Linked DNA regions of Homo sapiens: region 2 is linked to region 1. A link is a loop called in an ENCODE intact Hi-C map of the cell type or tissue named here. Cell type or tissue: CD4-positive, alpha-beta T cell. All regions are shown on one strand.

Region 1 (5,000 bases):
AAGACAATCCTAGAATTCATATGGAACCAAAAAAGAGCCCATGTAGCCAAATCAAGACTAAGCAAAAAGAACAAATCTGGAGGCATCACATTACCTGACTTCAAACTCTACTACAAGGCTATAGTTACCAAAACAGCTTGGTAGGCAGTGTACAGTGGCTCACGCCTATAGTCCCAGCACTTTGGGAAGCTGAGGTGGGCAGATCACTTGAGGTCAGGAGTTCAAGACCAGCCTGGCCAACATAGTGAAACCCAGTCTCTACTAAAAATACAAAAATTAGCTGGGCATGGTGGCACGTGCCTGTAATCCTAGCTACTTGGGAGGTTGAGGTGGAAGAATTGCTTGAACCCAGGGGGCAGAAGTTGCAGTGAGCCAAGATTGTGCCACTGCATCCCAGCCTGGGGGACAGAGTGAGACCTTGACTCAAAACAAACAAACAAACAAACAAACAACAACAACAAAAAACAAAAACAGCATGGTATTGGTAAAAAACAGGCCCATAGGCCATGCGAACAGAATAGAGAACACAGAAATAAAGCCAAATACTTACAGCCAACTGATCTTTGACAAAGCAAACAAAAGCATAAAGTGGGGAAAGGACACTCAATTCAATAAATGGTGCTGGGATAATTAGCAAACCACATGTAGAATGATCCTCATCTCTCACCTTGTACAAAAATCAACTCAAGATGGATCAAAGACTTGAATCTAAGACCTGATACCATAAAAATTCTAGAAGATAATGTAGGAAAAGGTCTTCTAGACATTGGCTTAGGCAAAGAGTTCATGACCAACAACCCAAAAGCAAATGCAACAAAAACAAAGATAAAGAGATGGGACTTAATTAAAACAAAAAACTTCTGCACAGCAAAACAAATAATCAGCAAACAGACAACCCACAGAGTGGGAGAAAATATTCGCAAACTATGCATCCAACAAAGAACTAATATCCAGAATCTGCAAGTAACTCAAAGTCAGAATGAAAAAAACAAATAATCCCATCAAAAAGTAGGCTCAGGACATGAACAGACAATTCTCAAAAGAAGATATGCAAATGGCCAAGAAACATATAAAAAAATGCCCAACATCACTAATGATCAGGGAAATTCAAATTAAAACCACAGTGTGATACTACAGTCTTGTAAGAATGGCCATAACTGAAAAATAAAAAAAATTATAGGCGTGGATGTGGTGAAAAAGGAGTACTTTTTCACTGCTGCTGGGAATGCAAAATAGTACAACCACTGTGGAAAAGAGTATGGAGATTCCTTAAAGAACTAAAAGTAGAACTACCATTTGATCCGGCAATCCCACTGCTGGGTATCTGCCCAGAGGAAATAAGCCATTATATGAAAAAGATACTTGCACATGCATGTTTATAGCAGTACGATTTGCAATTGCAAAAATATGAAACCAGCCTAAATGCCCACCAATGAACGAGTGGATGAAGAAAATGTGATATTTTATATATATATTATATAATATATATAATTCCATGGAATACATATATGAATTCTACTCAGCCATTAAAAGGAATGAAATAATGGCATTCACAGCAACCTGGCTGGAGTTGGAGACCATTATTCTAAGTGAAGTAACTCAGAAATGGAAAACCAAACATTGTGTGTTCTCACTGATATGTGGGAGCTAAGCTATGAGGACGCAAAGGCATAAAAATAATATAATGGACTCTGGGGACTTGGGGGAAGGGTGGGGGGGCGTGAGAGATAAAAGTCTACACATTGGGTGTAGTGTACACTGCTCGGGTGACAGGTGCACCAAAATCTCACCACTAAAGAACTTATCCATGTAACCAAACACCACCTGTTCCCCAAACTGTTGAAATAATAATTAAAAAAAGAAACTAAATTAGTGTTACTCACAAGTAGAGGCCTGTTAATATCCCAATTTTCTATATAGCATCCTGGGATCTGACCAATCATAAACTCGTAGCATATTCCTCTTTTCTGGGCAAGAGTGATGGTGAGGGGGATTGGGACTCTTAACCTTTATTTTTTCTCCTGTTATCCCATGTGTTTAACAAACTTATGGTCAGCTTCTTGGAAGAATAATAGTTAAAATTTATTGATCACTTACAATATGCCAGGCACTATTCTAAACAATTTACATGTACAATTTAGCTTGATTCTCAAACTCATCTTTTGAATTAAGCATTATTATTACCTTTATTTTTTAGATGAGGAAAATGGGGCCAAGAGAAAGTTTCATAACTTGTCCAAGATCTTCTAGTTGTCAAGTTGGGATTCAAACTCAGGCAGCCTGGCTTAGAGCCTGCACTCTACCATTATTCTGATGGCAAAGATGGTAAAGTAGCTGATGCTGTGAAAAAATATTACACATACATTCACTTGAGACCAAACAATTGATTATACATGTTCTTTGATGTTTCCAGAGATGCTTACTTAATATATCCATGTAGAACTGAAATCAGTTAATTCGAACACAGTGCAATGGAGTTTATCTCTGCTGCTTGTTCATTCTTCCTGATTTTACTTTTGGATACAGCGTCTTAAGTTTCGTTACTGCACAGTTTTACAGTGACCTGCAGATGGCAGTATAGCCCAATTTAATGCAATGCCAGTAATAGAAAATGCCCTCTATTGAATGGTTTTGTTTTCCTCCCATTTTCATATCTCCATACAAAAGTTATGTCTCTAAATTGCATATTCTGCACCCTGATCCTACAGAGAAATTAGCTTTTAAGAATATTTCTTTTTTTCCCCAATTACAGCCACATGAATCCTTTCTGGGGAGGGTGGGTGTGGGTGGAATCTGGGTGGCTTCCTCTGCAGCTGCCTCAGACCCTGGGCACTGGTTACATTTTCAGTTTCAGCACCTACGTCAAAAGCTTATTTAGGGAAGGTGATGGATATATTAATCAGCTTGAGTTAATCTTTCTACAATCTATACATATATCAAAACAGCACACTGTACCCCATAGATATATACAATCATTATTTGTCGATTAAAAAAAGCTTATTGGTGAAACACATCCAACTATCGATGGAAATAAAGTGTTTCATTTTTCAAATAATTGCATCAAAAGCACTAATATCGTTACCCCACCCCAGGGATTTACTGAAGCCTCCTTGTTCTCCCTTTGGGTCTATAGATGAAGCTTAAAATTCTGACTTTCTCCCTTCCTGTGGTTCCGGGAATCCTGGCATCTTGATGCTACATTAGTGTTGGTGCTACCTATGGGCACTACCATGGTATCACATTCCTACAGCCTTACTCACCTGTTCTGCTCATTCTGTTTCTCTCTTGAAGGAACTCAAGGATATTTCCAGCATCATGTCATTTACAATTACTGCCATAGCTCCCAAGAAGGTTTTTATGCCAGAAAAATCAAAGAATATTCTGCCTTGGCCAAGCCATTTTTCTTCTAAGCAAGTGCTCCTTAGAAAGATAAATGTGCAAAAGAGTCAAGAAAAGCAAAGCAGCAAGGTTTTTTGGTTTGTGGTTAACAAACTCCTTTTAACAACTGCTTCCTCCCTACTTTCTTCTTCTTCTTCTTTTTTTTTTTTTTTCCGAGATGGAGTTTTGCTCTTGTTGCCTAGGCTAGAGTGCAATGGCACAACCTCCCTACTTTCTTTCCTTGACTGAGGTCTGTCTCTCTCTTGTAGATGCTCATATTTTTAAAACCTCTTAATGGGAGACTGCTCCTGATCCCACATTTCACATTCAAACAAAGGATCTTTTTTTTTCCACCTATACCAGCTTCCACCTTCCTCACTTTCAGACTTTCCTGGCACACGTGGACGCCTCCAGTACTTGCTCCATCATCTGCTGTATTTTAAGCCCTCGCATCCTCATCATCTAGTGTCCCTACTCCTATTTGTCTTTCCAGAGCTTTTCGACTACCTCTTTCTGGGAGGGCCCAAATCATGTTCTTCTTATTCTTTGTTTTACATTTTTACAACCTGTTATTTCACAACCTGTAGCCAGCTATTAAATAGTTATTGGATTAGATTGATTGAACTGCTTATTATCTTGCACGTGGTTCCTAAAGTAGAGATGTCTAGGAAACTGTGATACCAGTAATCCTTATGCACACCTTGGCTATATACTGCTACTGGTAGCTTAAAGGGAATACATTTCCAGATACTCAGTTTCCACATACTCTTTTCTAAAATTTGTTTGCCTGAGAACCAGCCTGTAACCAAGAAATCCTGCTGATGTGTCTTTCCCTTCTCGCTTTTCCAATTATCCTTCTATTTGAAAAAGAAAAGCAAGTTTCTCACCTATGCAGAACGGTGTAGATGCATTACACTGATGCAAAAAAATCTCTAAGACATCAGAGGGATATTTGAAATATGGTGCCAGTGTTAAGAAAGTGAATGACTTTAACGACTGAATAACCAGTCATTTTCCAAATCAAGTGGTGTCTAACTTTTTGTCAACTAATAGACTTTTACTTTTTTGGTAATAGATGTCTATGTGATGTTTCAAACATATAACTTAAAAAGGGTTCAAAGAATTGAGTTACATTGTTGAAAACGTTTATCTATTTTTGTCAACTGATTTATTTGAAATGATATTGTCAGTGCTTACAAATAAAAGTAGGAAATACAAGTAGCTTTGATGCTGAACTCTGTATAATTAAGTAACATTCATTCTTAGCTTCATGAACTAATTGGAGAAAGTCCCATCTATGAGATACATTTCCAATGTTATGTTTGATATTTGTCAGGATTTATAAGTTACATGTACTATTTTGATCAACAGTGAATAAATAAAAATTGTATCAGAAGTAAATTTTTAGCATTTGGAAACTTATGGCAACAGAAAAATTTAAATAATATACATATGTTCATTGCAGAAGAATATGATGAGGTAATCAATAACACTTTCAAGTACAAATATATATTAGGATAAAATTCTGTGGGAGGATAGAATATAAATACAAGTTCAAGAAGAAAAAAGAATCTTCTGAAATTTTTAGCTTTAAAAGTACCTTGTCTTTTAAAAATGTTTGA
Region 2 (5,000 bases), 210 kb after region 1:
TAAGTGCTAAAGATACTGTCTGCTATGTAGTAATCCCTATATATATTGTTATTGGTAATATTATCACATAGGACAATCTTACATCAAAGAGAAGACTGTAGCTACCCAACTTACACAGGTTCCACCAAGTACAAACAGATAGTGCTTTGAGTTACCCACCATTTGGGGGTATCTCAAGCTAGTTTTCTTCTTTGTCTTGTGCTCTGAACGAGCATTCCCACCTAGTCCCTCCTGTCTCTTCTGCTGCCACCAGCAGGGGTGACCATAAAAATGAAAACTTCCACCTCTAGATATGGTCACTTCACAAAGAGAATAAATATTGACCTGTGCTACCTCAGATCTGGTAAAAGAAACAAAAAGAACGACAAAAAAATAAAAACTTTCTCCTTGGCTCTGCCGCTTATAAGTGTGATAAAGGTCAAGTGGTTTAAATGTCAACACAGGAAACCAATAGAAAGGGCTGTGAATTTGACATTTTTGAGCATGGTGGAAATTATGAGGAAAGATGTGGGTCATCCTTTCTCAGGAACTTGGAGGAAGATTAAAACCTCTTTCCCAGCAGAGACTAAATGAGAAGGTGGCAAGTGAAGAAAGCTGTTGGCTGCGGGTCAAGGTCCTCTTTTAATAGAAAAGGTGCCTGTTTGACTTCATTTCGTGTTGCCATGACAATACCACAGATAACGGCAATTTTTAAAGAAAAGAAATTTATTTCTTACAATTCTGGAGGCTGGCAAATCCAAGGTCAAAAGCCTGCATCTGGTGAGGGCCTCCTTGTAGCATCATCCCATGGCGGAAGATGGAGGGGGAAGACAGCGTGAGAGGGCAAGAAAGCAAGACACAGCCAAACTTGGTTTTATAACAAGCTCACTTGAGATAACGAATCCTCTCCCACAATAGTGACATTAATCCATTTACGAGGACAGAGCCCTCATGACCTAGTCACCTCTCAAAGGTTTGACCTCTCAGCACTGCATGGGGGGTTAAGGTTCCAATATACCAACTTTGCGAGACTCATTCAAACCACAGCAGTGCCCTTGTGCTAATTACAGAAAGGCACTCACCCTATGTGAATGAATTAGAAAAAAATGGAGCTCGCTCTTAGAAGATGAAAGCCCTAGAGTTTTTGGATGGCAAGCTCAGTAGGGCTGGATTCTAATTCCCATTTGCCTACTCAGCTGGGTGTCTCTGGGCAATGCATGGGCTGCACAACGCTACACGGTGGCTGGCTGAGTGCTGCTACCACTTCCTATCCACTACTAACAAGTAGTAGTTAATACCTGGAACTTAAAACGACATTATAATGGAAGATCACTAATCTCCAGGAAATAATTACAGACTCTGAAAAAGGCAGAAGTGGGACTATTTCCCAGCAGAACTGAAAAAAATTATCCCACTTAGCTCTGCCTTTGATTGTGGTGAGTGAACTTCCCCCTTCCATATTTATCACACAGGCTTTAATATTGGCAGTACTGAGCTGTTGCTATAGCTCTCTCCGCTTCTTGAGATTTCTTAAAGGGTAATAGAGGAGTGGATTGAGAGAAATAGGTTATAGCTTTGTGAAAAGATGGTTAAACAAATGCACAGGACATTGGAAAAATTTGGGAACTACTGTGACCCCTTCCTCAGCCAAAGACTGCGTCAGGAAAGAAGAGATCTCTTATTCTTCTAGGTAATCATAGAAAAAAATCACAAAATATTTTCCTAACTTACTTGAGAGAAAAAGTGCATTTAATTTATAAAGTTATGCTATTTCATTGATGATCATAAACCATTTTTTGTAAGACTCATAATTATTTTACATTCCACTTAAGGAGGCAAAAAAAGACAACTAAATTGGCTGACACTATGAATTTTAAGGCACAACCTAATTTCAGAGATGTTAAAATGTGGAAAAATGTGTGCCTTAGAATCAATAAAATACAGCATTTTAAACCATTGCCTCTCCTGCTGTAATGAAGCCCCATCACTGGCAGAAAATGGAATCTAGTTAGGTACTTGAAATGTATGACTCCTAGCAATACTTTCTCCCTAGCAATTCAATTCTGATATTTTAAAATACTGACCTTTAGACAAAGTTGGGACAGGTTTGTGAGAGGAACTTGTGTTCTGGGCATTGCATTGCATAGATTGCCCAGGAATGTATAACCATATAAATCCTGCACACAGCCTGCTTTGTGGAACATCTTGGCATTTTTTTTCTTGTGCAAGGCTGACATCTGCTGGACAAACAACACTTAAGCAAAGTGTTGCATTTTAGAGTAAATTCAATTCTTGGCAAGAACCTACTTGTGGAGTATATACTACACATTTTCTGAGGAGAAGTTGCATGTAATTCTTATCTTTGTTTTTTTATAGGTAAGGTGTTTTTTCCTTCTGGCTTCTTTTATGATTTTTCCCTTTACTTGTGATTTTCTGTAGTTTAAAAATTATAAGCTTAGGTGTAGATTTTTGCGTTTTTTTGTGCGTGTGTTTATTCTTTTCGGTGTTCTCTGAGCTCTCTGGATCTGTGGTTTGGTATCTGACATTCATTTGGGGGAATTCTCAATTATTATTGTTTCAGATATTTCTTTTATTTCTTTCTCTCTTTCTTCTCCTTCTGGAATTTCCATTATGCATATGTTACACCTTTTGTAACTGTCCCACATTTCATGGATATTCTCTTATATTTTTTTCAGTCTTCTCTTAGCTTTTCAGTTTTGGTGGTTTTTATAGCTATAGTCTCAAGCTCAGAGATTCTTTCCTCAGCCATGTCCAGTCCACCAATAAGCCCATCAAAGGCATTCCTCATTTCTGTGACACCATTTTTTATCTCTAGCATTTTTTTTACTCTAAGGATTTCCATCTCTCTGTTCATTTGTTCTTGCGCACAGACTACTTTATCCATTAGAGCCCTTATCATTTTAGTTGTTTTAAATTTCCAGTTTGATAATCCTAACATCCCTGTCATATCTGAGACTGGTTTTAACGTTTTCTCTGTTTCTTCAACCTGTTTTTGCCTTTTACTATGTCTTTTTTTTACAACTGGACGCGATGTACTGAGTAAAAGAAATTGATGTAAATAGGCTTTTAGTAATGTGGTGGTAAGGTTTAGGGAGAAGGGAAGCGTTCCATGGTCTTATGGTTAGGTCTCAGTCTTCCAGTGAGACTGTGCCTCTGGATTGTGACTCTCACCTGTGCTTCTCATCCTCTCTGTCCCCTTTAATGGGACGGGATGGCTAGAGTAGGCAGGAGTTGGGTGTTTCCCTTCCTTCAGGTCGGTTAGTCTCTGATAAAACCTCATCCGGTTAGGTTTTTGGTATCTAGTTTCTCCCGAGGGAAGACTTTGTTAAGAGGAATAGAATGCTCTGCTGCATTTCAAAATGGTTCCTTTCTCCCGCCCCCTGCGGGAAACACTAGGGGATTTTTCTCCAGTATTTCCTGTGAGAACATGGTTGAGCTCCTAGAAGTAAGACTCCCAGAAACAAGGGGCCTCCCAATGACTGGGTCTCCCTAGAGTTTTTATTTCTCAGACTGGTCCATGCTGAGCATCCAGTAATTCCTCGGTTATTGTCCGGGTTCTCTACCGTGGTTCTGATTCCTGGGGGAGTTTATGCTTTGGGGTTTTTGCTCTAACAAGTCATAAATCTTTGCATTTGCCTATTTCTCTAATTTGAGGAGAAGTGGTTTGCCCTGTGACCCACTTCTCTGATGGGTCTAGAACGGTTACTAATTTTTCAGTCTGTTCAGGTTTTTACTTGTTGTTTGGGTGGAGTGGCCGCTTCTAGCTCCTAACATGCCAGACCAGCAACTGAAACCATCTGAAACTTCTTGAAGTGCATATGACATATTGATGCCTTCTGCTATTTACCTCTTTTGTGACTAAATACATACATATGATTCATATACCCTGAGATGTAGGTAGTAGGTAAGAGAGAAACAAGAGTGATTAGATTCCTAAAACCACAGAGAATTAGAATTAAAACAGTTAGAATTGTAAATATCTTTGTGTGTCTGAGCAAGTACCACTGAAATTTTGGAGTATTAACTAAGAAAACAATTAGACTAGAAAATGTAGAAAATGGTACCAAGATATCCAAAATAAAGGAATCTCTAAGCAAGATTTATTTACTTAATTCAATAAAGATTTTAATTTATACTATCTGGGGAAAATACCATTATCCCTTATGCCATTTTCTTTGTGGTTGTAGCAGATAGGTGGTTAAAACTACAGAAAGATTAATTTTCATTAGTTTAAATAATAAATTACTGGCCAAACTATTTAAAGGTATAAGAGATATCTCTGAAAAAATTAATACTGAAAAACTCATATCTGGAGGAAAGAAATTTTAGCTGCAATAAATAACAATGTGAAATTCATTTCCTGCTTTGAGGAGGGGAGGGAGAGCTACCTTCATCAGACCACAGTTGCAGAAGGGAGCTCAGACCCTAAATGAGCATAGCTGTGAGGTACATTGAGGAGTCTGCTCTGAGTTCAATGATGTGGGCTGATTAGAACATAGCTGAAAGCAGGTGTTGGGATATTGATTTCCATGGCTGGTCCTCACCTGTTACAAAACTTCTACTACAATGAGTTTCAAACTTCAATATGCAATCAATTATCTAACCTAAAGATCTTGGTAAAACTGTGATTCATTAGGTCTGGGGTGGGGGCTGACAGTCCACATTTCTAACAAAATCCCAGGGGATGCTGATGCTCCTTGTATCTGTACACTACAGTTTGAATATTAAAGTTCTACACAATGTCTCCTGGAACAGCAGTTCTCAGACTGTGATTACCAGACCAGCAGCAATAGCATCACCTGAGAACTTCTTAGAAATGCAAATTCTTTGGTTCTATCCAGGCCAATTCAATCAGACACTCTGGGAGCTGGGATCTGGTCATTTGTATTTTAACAAGCCCTCCAGGTGATTGTGATGCCTGCCAAAGCCTGGGCATCATTGATCTAGAGAGGTATTTTCCAGCCATAATAGAATTACCTGGAAGCTTAAAATAATTAGTC

What was found. A loop is a pair of places that touch in the nucleus more often than their neighbours do. Peaks named below come from ENCODE experiments on the same cell type or tissue, not always from the same donor. Only the 100,000 strongest peaks of a DNase experiment are listed, where the experiment ranks them.
Region 2: a loop joins it to region 1, with 18 times the contacts of the local background. A loop is called at or near these places in 89 of 110 quality-filtered maps.

Annotation. Positions count from the first base shown.
Region 1 is chr12:54,746,821-54,751,820 of GRCh38, forward strand. No RefSeq gene overlaps it. Among named protein-coding and RNA genes, the nearest start is that of DCD, 100 kb to the left of the region's middle. In CD4-positive, alpha-beta T cell, CTCF peaks have their summits at 2,566 (motif pointing right) and 2,768; a DNase peak (open chromatin) is centred at 2,571.
Region 2 is chr12:54,956,038-54,961,037 of GRCh38, forward strand. All of the region lies in intron 10 of TESPA1 (thymocyte expressed, positive selection associated 1), which reads right to left. Among named protein-coding and RNA genes, the nearest start is that of TESPA1, 26 kb to the right of the region's middle. RefSeq lists an enhancer at 3,284-3,333. In CD4-positive, alpha-beta T cell, CTCF peaks have their summits at 2,211 (motif pointing left) and 2,410; a DNase peak (open chromatin) is centred at 2,214; H3K27ac peaks cover 1,938 bases.